Regions from separate parts of the Homo sapiens genome. Here all the other regions are linked to region 2. A link is a contact called in ENCODE Hi-C data. All regions are on one chromosome and are shown on one strand. Each heading gives the region's core, a stretch centred on a gene start or an enhancer-like site at or near the end of the contact. The rest is flanking DNA. Distances are from core to core; before and after follow the strand shown.

Evidence for each region. Hi-C counts contacts between places; a loop is a spot of excess contacts on that map. Pooled maps may share reads with other maps.
Region 1: a map of B cell shows a loop between it and region 2 (17-fold over the local background). The contact joins the promoter of COPG2 here to the promoter of SLC35B4 in region 2. A Hi-C loop is called at or near these places in 2 of 168 maps with a recorded cell type or tissue (B cell and naive thymus-derived CD4-positive, alpha-beta T cell) and 8 of 50 pooled maps.
Region 3: a loop to region 2 is called in a map of B cell, with 13 times the contacts of the local background. The contact joins the promoter of CREB3L2 here to the promoter of SLC35B4 in region 2. A Hi-C loop is called at or near these places in 3 of 168 maps with a recorded cell type or tissue (B cell and naive thymus-derived CD4-positive, alpha-beta T cell) and 8 of 50 pooled maps.

What each region holds. Positions count from the first base shown.
Region 1 is chr7:130,667,260-130,670,070 of GRCh38, forward strand. It overlaps COPG2 (coat protein complex I subunit gamma 2), which reads right to left and starts at 1,489. Exons shown (of 24, transcript NM_012133.6): 1 at 1,373-1,489; 2 at 223-275. The coding sequence starts at 1,409. It overlaps TSGA13 (testis specific 13), which reads right to left. Exons shown (of 8, transcript NM_052933.4): 8 at 1,384-1,924. The coding sequence ends at 1,755. RefSeq lists an enhancer at 692-801 and silencers at 1,072-1,661, 1,752-1,861.
Region 2 is chr7:134,315,511-134,318,300 of GRCh38, forward strand. SLC35B4 (solute carrier family 35 member B4) reads right to left here and starts at 1,420. Exons shown (of 10, transcript NM_032826.5): 1 at 1,165-1,420. The coding sequence starts at 1,241. RefSeq lists a silencer at 961-1,130 and an enhancer at 1,211-1,940.
Region 3 is chr7:138,000,659-138,003,358 of GRCh38, forward strand. CREB3L2 (cAMP responsive element binding protein 3 like 2) reads right to left here and starts at 1,428. Exons shown (of 12, transcript NM_194071.4): 1 at 946-1,428. The coding sequence starts at 1,047. It overlaps LOC124901752 (a long non-coding RNA gene), which reads left to right and starts at 1,649. Exons shown (of 3, transcript XR_007060551.1): 1 at 1,649-1,732. RefSeq lists enhancers at 453-1,051, 968-1,107, 1,052-1,649, 1,198-1,287, 1,378-1,447 and 1 more.

The sequences.
Region 1 (2,811 bases), core at 239-2,738, 3.6 Mb before region 2:
AAAATTCCCAACCTGTGACAGTCTTCATGTCTTTGCATTTCTATAAGCTCCAAATTCTCCTGTGACAAGTAACCCCTCTTTCTTTTCCCTCAAATCTATATTCCCTAAACTCTGTTACGTTTCTTGTTTTGCATGTCGTGATCACAGCAGCCCAGGGATTCTCTGCCCACCACTCTAAAACAGAATAGAAAAGAAAGGGCACAAGATACTTCCCAGTCATACCTCCTGTAAAACAGCACTCTTCTCCAGATGCTGGAAAGGATTGGAGCCACTACCTATTTATAAAACAAAACAAAAAAATGTCCTGAACAGCTGTTCTACACAAACTTATATACTTTCCAGAGAAGGGTACTGAATGCTTGGGAAGTGAACACTTGGATGGCACAGTGATAATCATGGCTAATACGCATACGAACTGAATGAAATCATTTTGATCCCGGCTCTGTCACTGCCATACTCGAAGAGCTGAGACTTCTCTTTCGCAGCAACCCTCTCCAAAATGAGTGTCTTCTTTCCCTGCCCTCTTTTTCCATGAATGTTAAAAATGTGTCATTTCCACAACAACGAAGATTAATGAGATTGTAGTAGGGTGCTTTTGATTTCCTTAGGTAAGCAGTATTTTATGTGTTTCTAACACTTAAGGAGAGGCAGAAACGAAGTTTCCCAGAGAATCATGCAGGCGTAAAGGTGCAAGAGGCCATGGAGGTTGACTAACCCAACCCCCTCTCACACTGTGGGAGATGCTACCAAACACTGAGAATTTTTTTCTTTTTGAGGATGCTTGGCATCTTCCCCATTTGCTCTGGACCAAAGACGGGCATCAAGACGCAGGTCACTTCTGGACACCTGAGCATTCAACGAGCTGTGTCCCACGGGACAGTCTTGCCCCCGGGGACCTGGACAGAGCCGGTGACCCCAGGAAAACGATAAGGTACCAGGCACCTGAACGTTCCTCCACACACACCCTGTGCCGTCGACCCCAGCCCCGGGAACAGGGTGCTCCCACTAGGGGTCCGACCCTACCAGCACCCCTGGACGCGGAGACGCGCGCACGCCCTCGGCCCCCGCCGGAGGCCCGCGCGCAGGGGAGGAGGCGGCTCGGAGGGGCTGCGCCGCAAGAGGGGCGGGAACGGGGCGCGCGCGGGCGCCGGGGCGGGAGCGCGCGGCCCGAAGGGAGGCTCCGGCGCCCGGGGGAGGGGCTACGGGCAGGCCCCGGGCAGCCGCGAGGGGAGGGGAGGGGCCGGCTCCAGCTCCGGCCCCCTGGCACGGCGGCGCCCACGCCCCCAGCCCCGCCGGCCTGAAAGCAGGTGGCGGCGGGCGGGGGAAGGGGCGTCCCGCGGCTGAGGGTGGGCCTCGGAAGCCCCGCGCGTACCAGACTCCTCGTCCTTCTTGTCGAATTTTTTAATCATCTTGGACGACTTCCCAGCGCCCAGACCCACCGCAACCGTCCCAGGCGCCGCAGCCGGCGAGCGGAAGAGGCTGCAGGAAGGCCGGCCCCGCGCTCTCACGCCGGTTGGGCCGCCGCGCCTTCACTCGGGGCCAAGGCCCGCCCTCCCCGGCCGCCCTCGGCCCCCGGGACGCAGCCACGCCCCCTTCTCCTCTTGCGGCCCGCCGGAGACTTCGGCTCGACCCTCCCGGCTTGCGACCCGGGAGCCCACGCCCGCAGCAGCAGGAATGTGGTTTTATTTGGGTGGCGACTTCTGCGGACCCCTCAGTCTCAAGAGAGCGAGGCGGGAGGACTGAGGGGTCTGTGTTCACCCGATGACCGTGGCCTTTTTGATAATCCACTGCGGGGCCCTCCCGTTGCGGAAGGCGCTCTCCCCGGGCGCGGTTCTGGTGGGCATGTCTTCCAAGAGCGATGCGAGTGTCAGTGGTTCCCGAATCACTTTGGAAATTGGCCTTTCACTCGCTGACTTCTTGGAAGCTACGACAAAGCACAGGCACCCTGGTGAATGTGGCTTTTCAGAAGTACTCGAAGGATACTTAATGTGAGATGTAAAGGAGACGCACTTGGAGGGACCAGAGGCTGGTCTTTAGAGGGTAGATTTTGGACCGTGTAATACCATTCCCAACCTATTTTATAATTTTTGGATTCCTTCATTTCATCAAAACCCAGTGGAAAATTCATTGCCAGTTTAGAGTCTTCCTTGTTCAAGCCTATTTCTTTCAATGATTCCATCTGAAACCATATTGACACTTAAGAAACTCACTAAATTAACGTGCATTCATTCCTAACTCATGTTCCTCTTTTTCTCAGAGTGTATGCTGGCTTTCTGTTCTCTTGTCTAAGAGTGTAGCTAAGAAACTTTGTCTGCCTTTGGCTTCACTGGCATAACTTGTTTAGAAATGTAAATTGGGTCTATACTCAACAGGATCGTGCCCCTGCAAAATTAGAGAAATTCTAACCTAGATTACATTCTACATCCTAGAGAAATTCTTTCCCTGAAATACAGATTTAAGATGAACTGTTGATATCCTACATATGGTATCATTTAAGATTTAACTCCGACTTGACTAAATGTACTATTAACTACTATGTTTGCTTTATATGGCTTGTAAAGGTCAAGTCATACTTTGTAGGTGGAGTTTTCTTTGAAGGAAATAGAAGTCTGCACTCATTTATTCTGGGGGTGAAAATAAACAGGCTTTGGGGAAGGAAACATCCTCTTCCTCTTCCTTGGCCCAAGGGTATTGGGAACCTAGGCAGAGACAGTGTAGATAATAGGCCCAGAGGTTCTCAAGGTGGGTAATGCCCCGGAGACCTGCTGAGAAGTAGAAGGACCTGAGTTCAGATTTGGGGCTGACCCTAAG
Region 2 (2,790 bases), core at 170-2,669:
ATATTGTATACAATTACCTTCAAGCTAAGGTTATGTGTATAAGGTGTATAAGAAACACAAATGAGTTTGTGTTTAGATTTGGGTACCATCCGTAAAATATCTCATTATGTATATGCAAATACTCCCAAATCCAAAAAAAAAACAAAAAACAAAAAACACCAAATAACACCCGTTCCCAAGCATTTCAAATGAAGGATACTCAACTTGTAATGTATAGATTCAGAAACACGAGCTAGAGAACACTATAGGTATTGTTTTACTGCCAGGAAAAGGAGCCCAAGAGAGGCTAAGTGACTTGAAGGGCTACACAGCCAGTGGACGACGGAGCCAAGAGTGAAATTCACAACCCAGCTTTTTAGTCCTGGAGGCTTTTCCACACCACCTGTTGTCTCTTCTGTTATAGCTTCTATCCACTGAACTTTGCACATTCAAAGTGACCTCAAAGAGCCCTCTCAGGTCACTTGGACCAATCTTCTACTTGCTTTTTTTTTTGTCTTTTTGCAAGCCACCTCAAAGAGCACTCTCGGGTCACGTGGACTGATCTTCTACATAAAAATCTGTTCTACCGCATCATTTATGTATGTTTGGGCAAAGTACTCATAACCATTTCCAAGGCCAATAAAGCAAATGCTTTGCAGGATGCCGTAATAAAAATAAAACTTTCTTTGCAGTATGTACAAAGTCAGACTGCTTTACAAGTCAAAAACCTTTGCTCAAGTCCAGCCTGTGCCATTTAACAGGATCGAAAAAAGAGCTAGAGTTGGATGGGAAGGAAGAGAGAGTGGTTTGGTGAAGGAACCTTGGTTCTGACACTAGCTCTCTGCCGACCTTGGACTGGTCATGTGAAAAACTCTTCAGACTTCAATACCCCCCGAGTGTGGAAAAGGGGTGACGACAGCAACACCCTGAGTCTTCCCCTCGCAGGAATGCTTTGAAACTGTTAGGCGGGACTGCCGCCGGTGCGCAGTTTTGGGAAGCAGCGGACTCAGCGGGGTCCCAGGCTGCCCAGACAGGACGGATTGCTGGGGGGCTCAGGCCGTCCTGCCCCGGGCTCCGTGGGCGGCGGGGTGGGGACAGGGCGTGGGCGCGTCCCGGGGGGACCTCTCCTCTGGCTTCCTCCGCCCCGCCCCGGGAGACCGGGTGCGGCCCGAGCGGGTCACTCACCGGGCCAGGAGCTCTAGGAAGATCACGTTACTGCAGCAGCCTGCGAACACCAGGCCCACCGCCAAGGCCGGGCGCATGGCCGGTGCAGGGTTGGGGAAGCAAGCGCACAGAGTAAGCGCCCGCCTGTACCGCTACCCCAGGAAGCCGGCCTCCTGCCTCTTCGCTGCGCAGCACATCGCACCGTCCTGGAAAGCCGCTCTCACTGGGGGCCGCCGCGGTCTCCCCTTCTCCCGCGGCCAACACCGACGCTGCCAAGAAGCTGTAGTTCGCAGTCAGCTTCGGTCCCATTCATCCGAGGGGGCGTCCGAGCCCCGGCCAGACTACATGTCCCAGGATGCCGTGCACCTTTACCTCAGGATGCGACGTTCCCGCTTCCGCCAGGCAGCTCCGCCAGAGAGGACAGGGGGACGAGGTGCCCGGCATGACTCGCGCGATAGGCGGCCGCGGGTCTTGCTGGGAAATGAAGTCCCAAAGCGTCAGTGTTTCTTGCGAGACCGCCCAGAGCGCTGAAAGTAACTCGGCCGCCAGGGTCACAACAAACTTGCTGGCAGCGGCGGCACTAGAACTACAGAGCTGTGACTGCTCGTTGGAGGTGTTCTAGCATCTGAAACAACTCTGCTTCCTGAACTGATATATATATATGTATCTTTGGTGACTCTATTATGCTGCCAGGATTAAGAACCACTGAGAATTCAAGTAAAGCAATGGCTCTCAACCACGTCTGTACATTGGAATCACTTGGAGAGCTTTAAAGATGACTGATAGCCAAGTCCCACCCCCAGCGATTCTGATTTAATTAGGCTGAGGTGCAGCCTTAAAGGTGATCTATTGATATTATCCCTAATCCTAGCTCTTTAAGGTACTCCCTTCCTTTACCTCCGTGGTTCTCAAACTTAGCTGCGCAGTCAAATCACCTGGGGGCTTTGAAAACTGCCAACGTCCAGGCTCTTCTACTGGCAAAAATGCCAATATCAGCAATCAGATCTTTAATGGTGAAAAGAAGGCATACTTCCCTCTTCTTACAGTGGAATTCTCATAGCACTTACAATCTGAGCCATTCGACTTGACTCTTACTTACTCAATGAACAAATGTTTGTTAAGCACATATTACGTACATAAGCTAGTGCGGCACTATTCTTTATTTGTAAAATAGGTATGCACACTTTATCCACCCAGCAAGACTAGTTTTTAAGGGAAACGTGTTTACACTTCCTTTCTGCTTCCCAGTGTCTACTATAAAAGGTTAGCATCACTGCTCAGTATTTTACCACATCAAATATTTCCGTTGTAATTGAATCCAACAGCAATAGCAAAGTACACGGTACAAAGCTAGGTAGGATTTTGGAATGCTATATTGTTTTTGCTATTTCCTGTGAGACACGAACATTCTGAAGTCTTTCTCGAGATCTACAAAATAGTTTGGAATGCTTTTTTCCCAGTCCGTGACTGGGAGATCACATTGGAATCATCTGAAGTACTCGTTATCGAGTGCAGATTATTGGGTCTCGCTTTAGACCTACCAAGTCAAAATCCTTGTGTATGGGTTCTAGAAACTTGTATTTTTAACAAGCACTCCACGTTCTAATTCTAATGCATTCTAGAATTTGAGAACTGCTGCCTTAAAAA
Region 3 (2,700 bases), core at 178-2,677, 3.7 Mb after region 2:
GGTTTTCTCATTAGTGTCCCCCCTCACCCCAGCCCCACCCCCATTACAAACGTCTGCATGGATAAGAATCAAACAAAGAGATCTTGCATAAAGTCCTATGATCAGTGCTGGCTATTGAAAACAAAATTTCATTTTGCAAACTTAATACCAAAAACTTGACATTAAAAACTTTAAAAGAAATGTGCGTGCTCTGGGACAGCTTAATCCCCCAAGAGATCTCTGAGGCATTAGTATAAGACTGAACAAGCAACTGGTGAGCTGTCCCACCTTCCCCAGAGCCTTTCTTAAATATGCAACTGTCTCAGATTTTCCATACTCCTCTGCTGGTTTTTCCTCCGAAGAGGGAGGAAGGAGACTTCTTGGTCGTACAGTTTAAGAAAGCAAATAAAGCCGCCTTTCTCCCTAACGTAGAGGAGCCCTTTCAACACACACACACACACACACACACACACACACACACACACACACGTGTACTTTTTAAAATATAAATATGAAAGAAGAGGAAGGGAGGGAGAGAGGGAGAGAGAATACGAGACAGATGAAAAGGAAATGCTACTTAATCTTGTCCAGTTTTTGAAAACCTCAAAAAAAAATCAATAGCAAACTAGGCGGAGGCATGTTATTCTCAAAACACACACTCCCTCTCCCGCATTACAGTACTGTTAACAACAGCAAATGATATTACAGATGGAAAAAGCCTCAGGGAAAAAAGCATGAATTGTTAAAGGAATACAAAGTGGCATTACTCTCATGAGAAATGTAAAGGGGCCAGCTGCCCGCCTTCATCTGCTCAGACATTAAAGTACACCTCGCCCAGGACCTCTTGATTCTGACCATGCCCTGCCCCAAACCCTGCCTTCCCGGGTCCCAGGACTCCAGCTGCTCCTCGCGTGACAACACTTGCCCGCTTTGAAAGCCCTCCTGCCCCGCCCGCCGGGTCCTCACCGTGTGGTACATGAGGGCCTCGCCGTCCCCGGGCTCTGACAGCTCGCTCAGCTTGCGGTCCCACTGCAGCACGCCCTGCTCCCCGCTCTCCAGCACCTCCATGGCGGTGCGGGCCGCGCTGGGCCGAGGATGCTAAGCGCAGGAGGGGACGCGCAGAGCTGCCTCGGACCGGCAAGGTTCCTCTCTCTCCGCGTGTGCTTGCGTGTGTGCGCGCGCGTGTCTGTAGTTTTGCACTTGGAAAGCAAACGTCTGCTCCTCTGCCGGAGAGAGGATGGCCAAGCGCTCCCGTCCGGTGTCCTCGGAGATCCGAGAATCCCCAGGGACACGAGCCGGACCAAAGGCTGCCGGGGCTAAAGCGGGATGTGCATCCAAAATGAAGGCAGAAGACCCGCTCTCATCCCAGGAAAATCCCTTAGCCGCAAGCCCACTTGCCGCTACGGCTCCAGACACAAACTTTGAGGGACCCCAGGGCTCCTCGGCTCTGCTCCAGGACCCAGCTGCGGCCCCACCTCCCTCCAAGGCTTGACCAATTGGATATCCGCCTTGCCTAGCAGACCCAATCAGAAGTCTCATTCTCGGCTTTGTCCCGCCCCCAAAGGCAGAGGCCGCGGGAAGTCTCCGCCCACGCCTTGGAATGTAGCCGGGGAGTGTCTGTGACGTCACCGAGGAACTCCTCCTGCTTGAGCGCGGCCCGCTGTCTGCTGTCGCCTACAGCTGACCAATAGAGGGCTTGGGTCCGGAAGTGATGGACTGGAGGCTTGACTAATGTGAAAGGGGCGTCTGAAAGGTACAGCCAATGAAATAGCGACAAGAATACATTTTGTAAAAGAGGGAGGGTGAGTTCAGTCCTCTTGCTGAGAATCCTCAGAAATTTACCAGCGCGCCGACAGGGGGCGCGAGAGTTGTTGCGCGGGGGGCTTAAACATTTTCGAGTACTTTAGTTCATTTGAATCTCTCGGAATTTTTTTAATGGATTACATATTATACAAAAATACAAATATTCCTCATGCACATACATTTATATTAGTGCAGCTCTAGGAAATTGTCATTGTTCTTCACCTTTTTCGCCCATTTTCTGTTGGGTTCTTCTATTTTTTATGGACTTCACTTATTGTATGTTTTTCTTTCATCTGCTTGATAAGAGTCAATGGCATGCTTTTCCAGGTCCTACAGAAGTGAGCCCAGTCCTTGAATTCATAGAGCTTTTATCTCAGAGGAGTCAGGCAATAAACAAAGAAATAAACATTTAAATTCAGAAAGTGGAAATTGCTATAAAGAAAAATAAAAGCAGGAAAACAGGATGCGTCAAGATCGATGCTATTTTACGTGCTGATCAGGGAAGTTCTTCCTAAAGGAAATGAGATTTCGGGGGAAGCTGGTATTCACGTGATTGCTGGGGAGGCCAGTGTGGCTGCAGCAGAGGTGCTTGGCAGGGAGGGGTGGGAAAGGCCAGAAAGGTGAGCCAGGGCCAGAGCACCAGGCCTGCCTCCTAGAATAGGGAAGAGATGGCCTGTTCTAAAGGAATTCCCCCGAACACTGTGATTCTTCTTCCTCCTTTTTAATTCCAAAAATATAGTTTACCTATCTTAAATATAAAAGCAGGTCTTTGCCAGTTAGCTCTAGAAGTTTCTTACAATGGCACATTCAGGTATTAGCTATTGTGTTGTTTCCTTGGCAAGTATTTTTTGGCGGGTGGAGACAAATGTCTTTGAACTCTATGTTGTCTTTAAAGCAGCAGTTTATCATATAAACTAT